2 separate regions of the Homo sapiens genome follow, and region 2 is linked to region 1. The links are chromatin loops, found by intact Hi-C in ENCODE. Cell type or tissue: GM12878. All regions are shown on one strand. Links, peaks and the distances in the headings refer to the core of each region. The heading gives the core; the rest is flanking DNA.

Region 1 (5,388 bases), core at 98-5,097:
ACTGTAATTTCCTTTAGCCGGATTTCATTAGAGTCTTAAAGAATGATAGGTTCTGCATGCATATTTTGTCATTTCTATATGGATGAGGGTCACTCTGTTTCATGACCTTCTTCCATCTTTTGCCCTCACAACATGAGCTGTAGACTGCTTACAAACATGCATGCTGGTGAGAACAGCCATGTAATCCCATGAGCTGATAACAGAAAGGAAGCGAGTTGAAAAGAGAAGTGGTGTTTGATTTCCCTCAACTGCTGCAGAAAGTCTTTTAGGTTCCTTGTAATTGATTTAAGGACTTGGACATATGTCCTTTTTTATTATAACAAGTTATTATTTGATGGATTCTATCTGAGTCCTGTGCCGAGCTCCTTACACATGTTCAATCCTCACAACAACCTTTCAAGTGAAGGACTACTAATATTTGCCATTTTGCAAATGAGCAAATTAGGCTTACAAAGCTTCATTAATCTGCTCAGATCACATAAGTAAGTGAGAGTCAGTTTATCTGATTCTAGAGCTCAAGCTCTTAAAAACTTTACTATACTGCCTGGGTAGAGAACCCACAAACGATGAGGTGAAAACAAAACAAAAACCAGAAATCATGATCTAGCCATGTGCAAAATAAATATTTGTTGAAGTTTTTATAAAAAACAGCAAACATTTTGAAGCTATTTCGAGGTAGCACAAGACAAGAACTGTTATTTCTCTTTGCAGGACTATATAGGGCCCATATGATAGCTGTAGATGGAAATGACCAGATATTACATCATCCAAAGTTGCTTTGCTTTATGCAAACAGCCCCGTAAAGAAAGGGACCACCATTATACAAACCCATCTCTTATAGGCCACTGCAGATTAGATTGGACTGAGGGTACATTTTCATCTTGTCCTATTCTGACATAGCAGTCCATCACTGACTTAATTAATATCACTGACTTTAAAAAAAAAAAAAACCCAAATCTGGAAATATTTAGAGGGAAAGAGAGCTTTTATTCTTGAAAAGCCTGTTTCTTCTCTTCTTTATTAAAGGTGGCATTAAAATCAGCTTAAGCCTGGGTGTGGTGGCTCATGCCTGTAATCCCAGCACTTTGGGAGGCCAAGGCAGGGGGACTGCTTGAGGCCAAGAGTTTGAGACTAGCCTGATCAACATAGTGAGACCCTGTCTCTACAAAAAATTAAAACAAACAAATCCCACTCAACATGAGAGGGGGTGGAACTTGGTAGCACTGGCACTCAGTATAATTCATTCCCGCTCAGTGCTGCACTAATTACTTACTACCCGTACACAGAATAAGGCAAAACCCAAGGTAGTGTCTATTTCCCCTCTAATTTTAAGTAAGACTGAAAGACATGGTCAGAAATGCCATTGGCTTGAATCCTATACTATCTTTAATCAAATGTCAGCATTCCATTTTTCTAAATGCGCAGTCAATGTTTTTAGTATCAATAAGCAAGTTTCCCACTCTATGAATGAGGTAGAGGAAGCCTTTATCTAGGTGGGGGTGGGGCAACAAAAATGCCTAGGCTCCTTCAATAGCAATCTGAATCCCCTAAAGTGAAAGTACTTGCTATTTGTCTTTAGCAAATAAAACAAACAGCAATCTTTTGATCTTTAGGAAGCCCTTTCTTGTTAAGGTAACATTCTGTCTGACTTTTATGTTTCAGCATTCATTGTATATTTAATTATTTTAAAAAGTTTTGTTTTAAACTATTAAACTTTTTCAGCATTTAAGATAAACATGGACATGCTTTGTTAAAGACCAAAAATAAGTTTCACACGAAACTGCAAAGTGTAGCAAAGATAATACCACATGAGGTCGGTATGTTCCAAAACATGATTCTCAGGGGACCCCCCTCTGAACACACTGCTTCATTAGAATTCTTGTTCTGAAAAGCTTCAGGAAGCCCCTGACTCTAACCCACCCTTTCCTGAAACTGGTGAAAGTATGAAAAAAAAAAAAAAAAAAGGAATTAACAGTAAAGTGGAAAAAGAAGCAGAATCTCAAATCAAGGAGGCGTGTTTTGTCTGTATTCAGACTGCTACTATTTTCAAAAATATATTGATGCTAACCTTGTCATAGCTTAATTAATTAATTTATTTATTTATTTATTTTGAGACAAGGTCTCACTCTGTTGTCCAAGCTGTAGTGCAGTGGTACAATCATGGCTTACTGCAACCTTGAATTCCTAGGCTCAAGTGATCCTCCCGCCTCAGCCTCCCAAGTAGCTGGGAATATAGGCATGTGCCTCCACACCCGGCTCATTTTTTTTTTTTTTTGTATTTTTTGTAAAGACATGATTTTGCCATGTTGCCCAGGCTGGTCTTGAACCCCTGGGCTCAAGCGACCCTCCTGCCTTAGCCTCCCAAAGTGTTGGGATTACAGGCGTGAGCCACCGTGCCCGGCCTAATTTTGTAATAGCTTTCAAACAGGAGCACACTGGGATAACAATTAGAAAAAATAAATAAATTTACATGTCTCCATGGGAATGCTATCAAACAACTGTTTTTAATATGAATTGAGAAAAATGAGTAGATCCTGTTTTTATATTGAAAATATCATCTCATTTCAGACTATTGAACTTTGGTTGTGATCTTTTATAAATACGGGTTTCCTTTTGGAAACATCAAAATAAAGATAGAAACGGGTTTCCCTTGGTGATTCATTTTTCAGGTGTATTCCTCAGATGCTCATTTGTTCTTCCGTTTTATTCTTTCTTTCTATTCTAGTACATTTCCTCTTTCTGCGGTTGGGAGAGTCACCTGCCCTGGTGGTTTTGAAATGCTCCTGCAGTTCTTGGAGCAGACAGTGGGTGGTGATAAGAAGCCATGCCTCCAAGCCAGCCATTCTTTCTGGAAGTTCCAGGTCAGAATCGTGAGTGGTCTGATGTAATGGGACAGGGGGCGAATGCTGCCTAGCAGAGAAAGACAGGCTGAAAATCAGAAAACGTGACTGTACTCCTCCCTCAGCTACCCACATTTATGACGAGGACCCAGCTTCTTTACTTTCTAATGGAAAACAGTTCTACCGCAGTTCAGCAATACCACCCCAATTGGAGGAATCAAATCTTTAGACCCAGTGCCAAAAGATTTGACCTACTCAATGCCTATGACGTTACAACTCCTATCATGGCAGTGTTGTCTGCTAAAACTAAACGAAAATGCACGTATGTGAATTCAACAAAATTCAAACAGTGGTTTTAAAAAGTATAGAATTACAAGAGTCCTTTTACAGATTCAATTCTAGCCTTAGATTCCTGCAAGGAAATATTTTCCAAAGGGAATAAAGAAATAGAAACGTTTTCTAGGTTTTCTTTAAGAGAACACTTAGAAAATGGATTACCCAAATATGTAAATGGAGCTATAACTATGGCATTTAACCCAGAGTGCAATGTGATAAGCCATCAGAAAGGAATGCAATCTGGGTTCACTGGAATGATGTGAGGTTTATTAGTTATCCTTTCCCAGGACCAAAAATTAGCAATTGGTTTGGCCTAAATGAAATTGTTGCTATTTGAACAGGATTGTGGGAATAAGAAAAACCTTAGAAAGCTACAAATTTCATCACCTCATGGTTCTGACATTGGGCCATTGCACAGTCTGTGAAAAGTAGCAGTAAAAGCAAATGAATTCAAAGCTAAATCTTAAAAAAAAAACACCAAGTAGAATTATATAATCTTGGAATTAGAGATCCTGTGCTCTGACCTCTCTCCAAAAGCAAAAATCCCTAGAAGAACTTCTCTAAAAGATGACCTTCTAGGCATTTTCTGAAACACTTTGAGTAAAGAAGTTCTAACGACTTTTTAGAATACTTCGTTCCATTCTTGAACTCTCAATTTCAGCATTTTTAAAAACTACGGTACAGACCCTGAGATATATAGAATTATTCTTGGAGGTACAAGAGTTTCATACAAGATCTAGAAATAGTTGTCTTTTCATGTGGACAATAATCTAAAAAGAACTAATACATAAGAACTTTATGGTGACCACTTTCTTAAAAATTAGTAGACTTCTTCTTTTCCTGAGCGGTTTTAGGTTTACAGAGACATTGAACAAAAAGCACAGAGAATTCTCATATACCCCCTGGCCCTCCATCCCTAATTTCCTCTCCCCCACACTTTTTTTTTTCCTTTTTAGACATGAGGTCTTAACACGTTGCCTAGGCTGGAGTGCAGTGGCAGTTCACACTCCAGCCTCAAATTCCTGGGCTTAAGCAATCCTCCTGCCTCAGCCTCCTGAGTAACTAGGACTACAGGTGCACGCTACTATGCCTGGCTTCCAATTTCTTCTACTTTTAGCATCTGACATTAGTGTTGTACATTTGTCACAATTGGTGAGCCAAAATTGATACAACATCATTAACTAAAGTTCAGCCTTCCCATTAGGGTTCACCCTGATTGTATTTTCTATGAGTTTTGGCGAATGTAGTAATCACTTTTTATCTGAGGGCTACCAGAAGGTATCTTTCAGTGCTCATTTTTGTTTATGTGTTAGGAGAGTAGATCCACTTTAATTGGGAGTGAATTAAAAAAGAACAGAATTGGTCCTAATAGGTAACCATGATGTCAATTTTAGTGAAGGAAAGTAACCTTATAGCATACTTCATAAATGAAGATTTCTCTATGGTTCAGAAAAAGAAATGTGTTTGGTTTGTGTTATCACAATTCACACGGCGGTCTACAACTGCCCAAGGCAAAAGCCATCGATACCATATTCATGCTCTGAATGACGATTTTGCTTCAGCAAAACATCATCTCTCCCATTAAAAGAAGGTTGTTTATTTAAATATTGTTGACATTGTAGCTTTGCTTGTCTTTAATGTATACATTTATACATTCAGTTTACAAACTTAATTTGTAAATGTGTATAACTGTAAGCATAAGAACTTTATACCTAGTTGTATGTTTGTCCATAACTAAGAACTGTTATAGAAAAACAATTCGTAAACCCTGGAAATTTGCGAGAATTTTTTCTATTAGGGAGTCTGTACATGACTCAGGTTTAAGAAACAGTGTCCTAAGCGTTAGACAGTTTTCCCCCTATTTGGGGTACAATACTGCCTCCCTGTAATTTGCACACACTTATCCTGGCTCTGCCCTCTGAAATCTAATCCTTCTTCTATACAAAGCCCTCTAAAGAGTATTTGAATGTAACAATTGCTCAGTTTGGAGCTTTCTCTTTTACATTTTAAAGGGATGAAACAGATTAATATAGGTTGAATTATGTATAATTTTCTGGAGACTGGTTATAACCCTTCCTTCCTCCTTTTCCACTAATTGTTACACACCAGGGTATTGAGAGCTGAGGGTAAGGTTTGCTTCTCTAACTTACCAACCCACCCCAAAACGGAAACAAGGTCAGCCTGGCCTGATTTGCACTTAGTGAATTCACGT
Region 2 (5,388 bases), core at 154-5,153, 240 kb after region 1:
GTAGATGGCATCGTTCCTCATGTATGATTTAACAGTAACAACAAATAACATCTATAATTTTCATTATGTGAAACTTTTTGACATATGCTAATGTCACCATCATTCTTTGGCAGATGAGAGTGGTTATCTCTATTTTAAAGATAAAACAGGGAAGATAAGATGATTAACCCAAAGACAGCTTAAAAGTATAAATGAGAGACTCAAACCAAAGTCTTTCCTTTGCAAAACCTAATGCCCTTATAGCCAAGTAAGCCACTGTAGAAATTAGTCAGAGTGGCAATAGCTTATATGATAACACCAATAGTCTCTTATTAAACACTTAGGAAGTTTTTATAACTATAGCAGTAGCTGTAGGTGGTTTACAACTCTTTTTCTCTGACAGAAATAAGCAGTACTTTAAAACAGTCCGTGATGTATAGCTATTGATAAGAGAGCAGTTTAATGAAATACTTAGAGGAAGTTATATAAACTTGAAAGTTTAATTTGTTCTTTCTTTCTTTCTTTCTTTTTTTTTTTTTTGAGACAAAGAGTCTCACTCTGTTGCTCAGGCTGGAGTGCAGTGGCCCAATCTCAGCTCACGGCAACGTCTGCCTCCCGGGTTCAAGTGATTCCTGTGCCTCAGCCTCCCAAGTAGCTGGGATTACAGGCACACGCCATCACTCCTGGCTAAGTTTTGTATTTCTAGTAGAGACGGAGTTTCACCATGTTGGCCAGGCTGATCTAGAACTCCTGACCCTGTGATCCGCCTGCCTTGGCTTCCCAAAGTTCTGGGATTACAGGCATGAGCCACCACACCCGGCCTTCAGATATTTTTAATAAGGAAACTACCTCAGTTTATTAGCAGTGAACAGCAAATTAGTTGTCACAAAGTACTAGAAAAATGTCAAGATGCCATTCATTGGTTGTGTCAATTCATTTTGCTTTTTCCTGACCATGTCAGGAGGATGTACTGTTAACTGCCGGATATTAACACAAGAATTTATAAGCTTAATTTCAGTGGTAACTTCTAGTGCTATTTTGGTATCCTATCCACAAAAATATACAATAGGAAATGAAATGAAAAATGAGAAAGCTAGGTGAAGTTTCTGGCTAACCCAAACCATGAAGTGGCAACTTGACTCCATATATAATGTAAAAACCTATAAAAATCAGTGGAGGTGGAGTATCAAAACATGCCCATGATAAAAGAACGTCCCAAGATTTTCTCCATGAAGGTTTAAAACAAATTTATTGTCTGGTAATTTTACAGTTACGCAGAAGATTTTAAATATAGACCTCTGCACTTGTGCTACCCAACCTGCCATCAGGAGCCCTGGAGTCAAACTACGACACTTCCTCTCTGTATAACCACATACAAACCAGCTCACCTCTCTCAGCTTGAGTTCTTTCCTCCAAAAAAAACAGAACTAATGATACTTGCCTTAGCTAGTACTTCCTGTTACAAGGATGAAATGAAATAACATAATGAAGGCCAGACGCAGTGCCTCATGCCTGTAATCCCAACACTTTGGTAAGCCGATCACCTACCAAAGTGGCGGGCGGATCACCTGAGGTCAGGAGTTCAATACCAGCCTGGCCAATATGGCAAAACCCCGTCTCTACTAGCAATACAAAAATTAGCCGGGCGTAGTGGTAATCCCAGCTACTCGGAAGGCTGAGGCACAAGAATCGCTTGAACTCAGGAGGTGGAGGTTGCAGTGAGCCAACACTGTGCCACTGCACTCCAGCCTGGGTGACAGAGTGAGACTCTGTCTCAAAAAGTAAATAAATAAATAACATAACGTAACGTAACGTAAAGTAACATAACATAACATAATGAGAAAGCCCTATACAAGTACTACTTTAGTAAAGTGAATGTCATATGTACCCTTATGCAATTCCCTAAACTGATTGTGATCATATACAATGAAGACTTTGTTAAACAATTGTTTGCACTGAAAAAACTTTTAATACTCACACTAAACAAAGTCTCTCTCTCTATATATATAGATATATTTTATATCTATATATATGGTACATATCCCATTAGCAGTTGTAATTGTAATATATTAGACTTTAAATAAAATGATTGAGTTCATATCTTGAATTTAGGAGAATTTAGTAATTTTACTTTTAGCATCTACTAATATATCTTTTTGTGGGTGTGAAAAAATGTATCTGTCATATGATGGTGACAAAATGGAAGTTTTGCTGTTTCTGAATTATATGCAGTGCTTTTTCCTTCACAATTAAAACTGTTTTTATTTTCTATACATTTTTAGAAAGCAAATTAAAGTCCCAGCTTAGACTGCGGTGATCCCTTTATCCACCGTCACATGGTAGCCTGCCCAGCAATGCTACTCCACAGATCAGTGGGGCAGCGATCACACTCACGCTGGAGCACCTTGGATTTTTTTTCTTTGTTTTGTTGTATTTTTTTGTTTAACTTAAGGAAGGGTATAGAGGACAATAAAATTTAGTTTCCTTATTGGCGAGTTTTGGCCCAGATTTGTGAAAAGTGAGTCATCAACTGGAGTTGCTAGTAGCAAATGTGCACTTTCGTATTGTCTAAGTGGTGTTGCCAAACTGTTAGGTTTGTAGATATGGAGTAGGAAGTAGAAGGAACCCCGTGTTAGAAAAAACACACAGGAAATACGTTATCACAGCATTAATTCTGTAAGGTTGGAGAATCATTACCATTTTAATGTGTTAGCAATATTTCCATTGAAATCCTTCTGAGTGTACCTTGAGAAATGTGTCCTGTATGAGACAAATCCATGACAGGAGCAAGAATCCTAACCACAGAATTACAGCTTGTGTTTCAGTTCCCACACACACCCCAATTTTTTCTAAATCTCACGTTCTGTTTTCCCATCAGTTGGCTCAAATGTGCCACCCTGTGTTAATTTTAGATTCTTCCATGACCTTTACACATCTACTTTTATTTCTCAGTGAAACACTTGAAAGGAAGCTATATTAGAAACATCCCGAGATTAAAATCAGTGTTCCATATATAGATGTTTAAAAAACGAGTGCTGGAATTAGGCTGAATGACACATCAGCCCATCCATTCTATTCAGTGAGGTTCAAACAACATTGTAGTAACGAATTACTAATGCTTAGTGAAGGGGAAGGAAGGAAGGAACATGAAAAACTCCAAACTTACAGTACTTGCTGATAGTTTTATGAGCATTCCTGGGTCATACCAAAGAGCCTAGAGAATGGGCTTGAAGGATCTGTCTCTAACATGTAAATCCTTGAGGGCCAGGCCAGGCAACTGGAAGCACCACAAAAAGCAAAAGCAGTAAAAATGAAGAGTAGAAAGCATGAGTCCTTTAAGACTAATATAAAATTTGATAGTCTAATTTTATTTATTTATTTATTTATTTATGTATTTTGGCATGATCTCGGCTCACTGCAACCTCTGCTTCTCATGTTCAAGCGATTCTCCTGCCTCAACCTCCCAAGTAGCTGGGACTACAGGCGCCTGCCACCATGCCCAGCTAATTTTTGTATTTATAGTAGAGACAGGGTTTCGTCTTGTTAGCCAGGCTGATCTTGAACTCCTGACCTCAGGTGATCCACTCACCTCTGCCTTCCAAAGTGCTGGGATTACAGGCCTGAGCCGCCGCATCAGGCCTAATAGTCTAATTTTATTTCAGCACTTCTGCTTTTTTCTCTTCCTCAGTCCTCTTTCATTTATTTTCAATTGTGGAAAATGAAAACTAATTATAGCACTAATACAAGTAGATATCCTTAAGAATTTATTTTTGCATACCTTATAGAATAAATGATTATAATTTCAAACGCACAACTCAAATTCTTGGTTACTTTCTCTTTGAAAGTATTTAGTTGATATTGCATGCCCTAACTGTGATGCTATTTTCGTTTTTTTCCCTTAACACCATAGTATTTGGATATAAGGACTGAGGAACAGATTTTTTCCTTTATTCAGAAGACTCAGACATTGAAACTCACTGTCTCATGCAAAGCTGCCTTCTAGTCCAGCCAGACTACACTGATCTACAATTTGCACCTGAGCTCCTTTCTCTGGCCCTATAAAGTTTAAATTTTAATTGTCAAATAATTTTATTTTTAATGAGAAAATGTTTGAATTTATAATTTAAAAATATATCCCCTGAAAGAGAAGTACTCTAGAAATGAGATAAATTTTAATAAAACTGATCATAGGATATGTTTCACCTTATTTTTAACTTTTCTTCTTTAGTGATAACCATTGTATTTATCAAATATATTTTCAAACCACATAACAACAGTTGAAGAGCAGCTTGCAGCTTATGTAAAATGTCATCAGAGAAGCCAACTAGTATTTCTGTAAATAGTAGTAGTATTTAATTTATGTTACCCATCTCTGCGGATTAAAGGAAGTATTCTCAAGGAAAAATTCAATTAAAGGTGTAGACAGAATTTTGCCAATAGATCTGTGTTATTCAACTTAAAGAGTCTCAAGGCGAGAAGCAATCTGGTGTAGAGATTAGGAGCATAGGCGCGGAGGCAGACACACCTGAGCATAAATTCTGCCCAGGCCTGTCTGTGGTCCTTTGCATCTTTGGGTGAATCATCTAATCTCTCGGAACCTCAGTTGTCCTACCTGTAGAATAGGGTAATATACCCATCTCACAGGGTTTTGGGGAGGATTAAATGAGACAATTCCTGTAAAGTGCCTTGCATGCTGCCTGGTGCATTGTAAGGCATACATAAAGGTTCGCAGAAACAAAGAAATAATGTAAACTCCCATCAACGTTGTTTTCTGCTTCTATTTTAATAGAAGCTTTGGAGACATGATTTCTGGGGCAGGCTTGACTACGAGTAATGTGTCTTGTTTGGAAGGTGTCATTCACACAAAAGAAGAAAAATTCAATACATTTCTGTCTCCATCTTGTGACCCGGATTCATTTCACTTCGGGGCACCTCAGTTTTATTCTCTGATTATACATAAATTTGGACCTATTTGACTATTTGTTGGGGACTTGTAAAATGGCCACGGCCATTCCCAGGTTACCTACACAGGTCTTAAATGTGGCAAATGTATACATCTGACTTGATTTTCCCTTGCCACGAAACCCAGTTCTTGTTCTCGGTTGCTCTAAGTTCAATGAAATCAAAATCTTTTAAATAAAAACCCAAACATGACTCATAGATGCAGATAAATGCTGTCCATAATTTCAAACACTCCCAAGCCAACAGAAATGGGTTTTTCACTTACTTACTGAGCAACAATTAATCTGAGAATCTAAGTAAGTTTCTCCTGAGGCCCATTAGGATAAACACTTGAGAACTAACTTCATAAAAAAAACAGTGCTGGAGCTGACACCCCAGCTTAAAAAGGCTTCATCTGAGCTCCTTGTTTCTGAATTTTTTGCATACTGCTTTGAAGGGTCTAAGCTT

Evidence for each region. Peaks named below come from ENCODE experiments on the same cell type or tissue, not always from the same donor. Only the 100,000 strongest peaks of a DNase experiment are listed, where the experiment ranks them.
Region 2: it touches region 1 in a loop (5-fold over the local background); 11 of 110 quality-filtered maps call a loop at or near these places.

What each region holds. Positions count from the first base shown.
Region 1 is chr13:28,634,324-28,639,711 of GRCh38, reverse strand. No RefSeq gene overlaps it. Among named protein-coding and RNA genes, the nearest start is that of POMP, 22 kb to the left of the region's middle. In GM12878, for the core only: CTCF peaks have their summits at 1,809 and 2,807; DNase peaks (open chromatin) are centred at 1,811 and 2,791; H3K4me3 peaks cover 546 bases; H3K27ac peaks cover 295 bases.
Region 2 is chr13:28,399,175-28,404,562 of GRCh38, reverse strand. All of the region lies in intron 11 of FLT1 (fms related receptor tyrosine kinase 1), which reads left to right. Among named protein-coding and RNA genes, the nearest start is that of FLT1, 93 kb to the left of the region's middle. In GM12878, for the core only: a CTCF peak has its summit at 2,874; a DNase peak (open chromatin) is centred at 2,732; H3K27ac peaks cover 1,095 bases.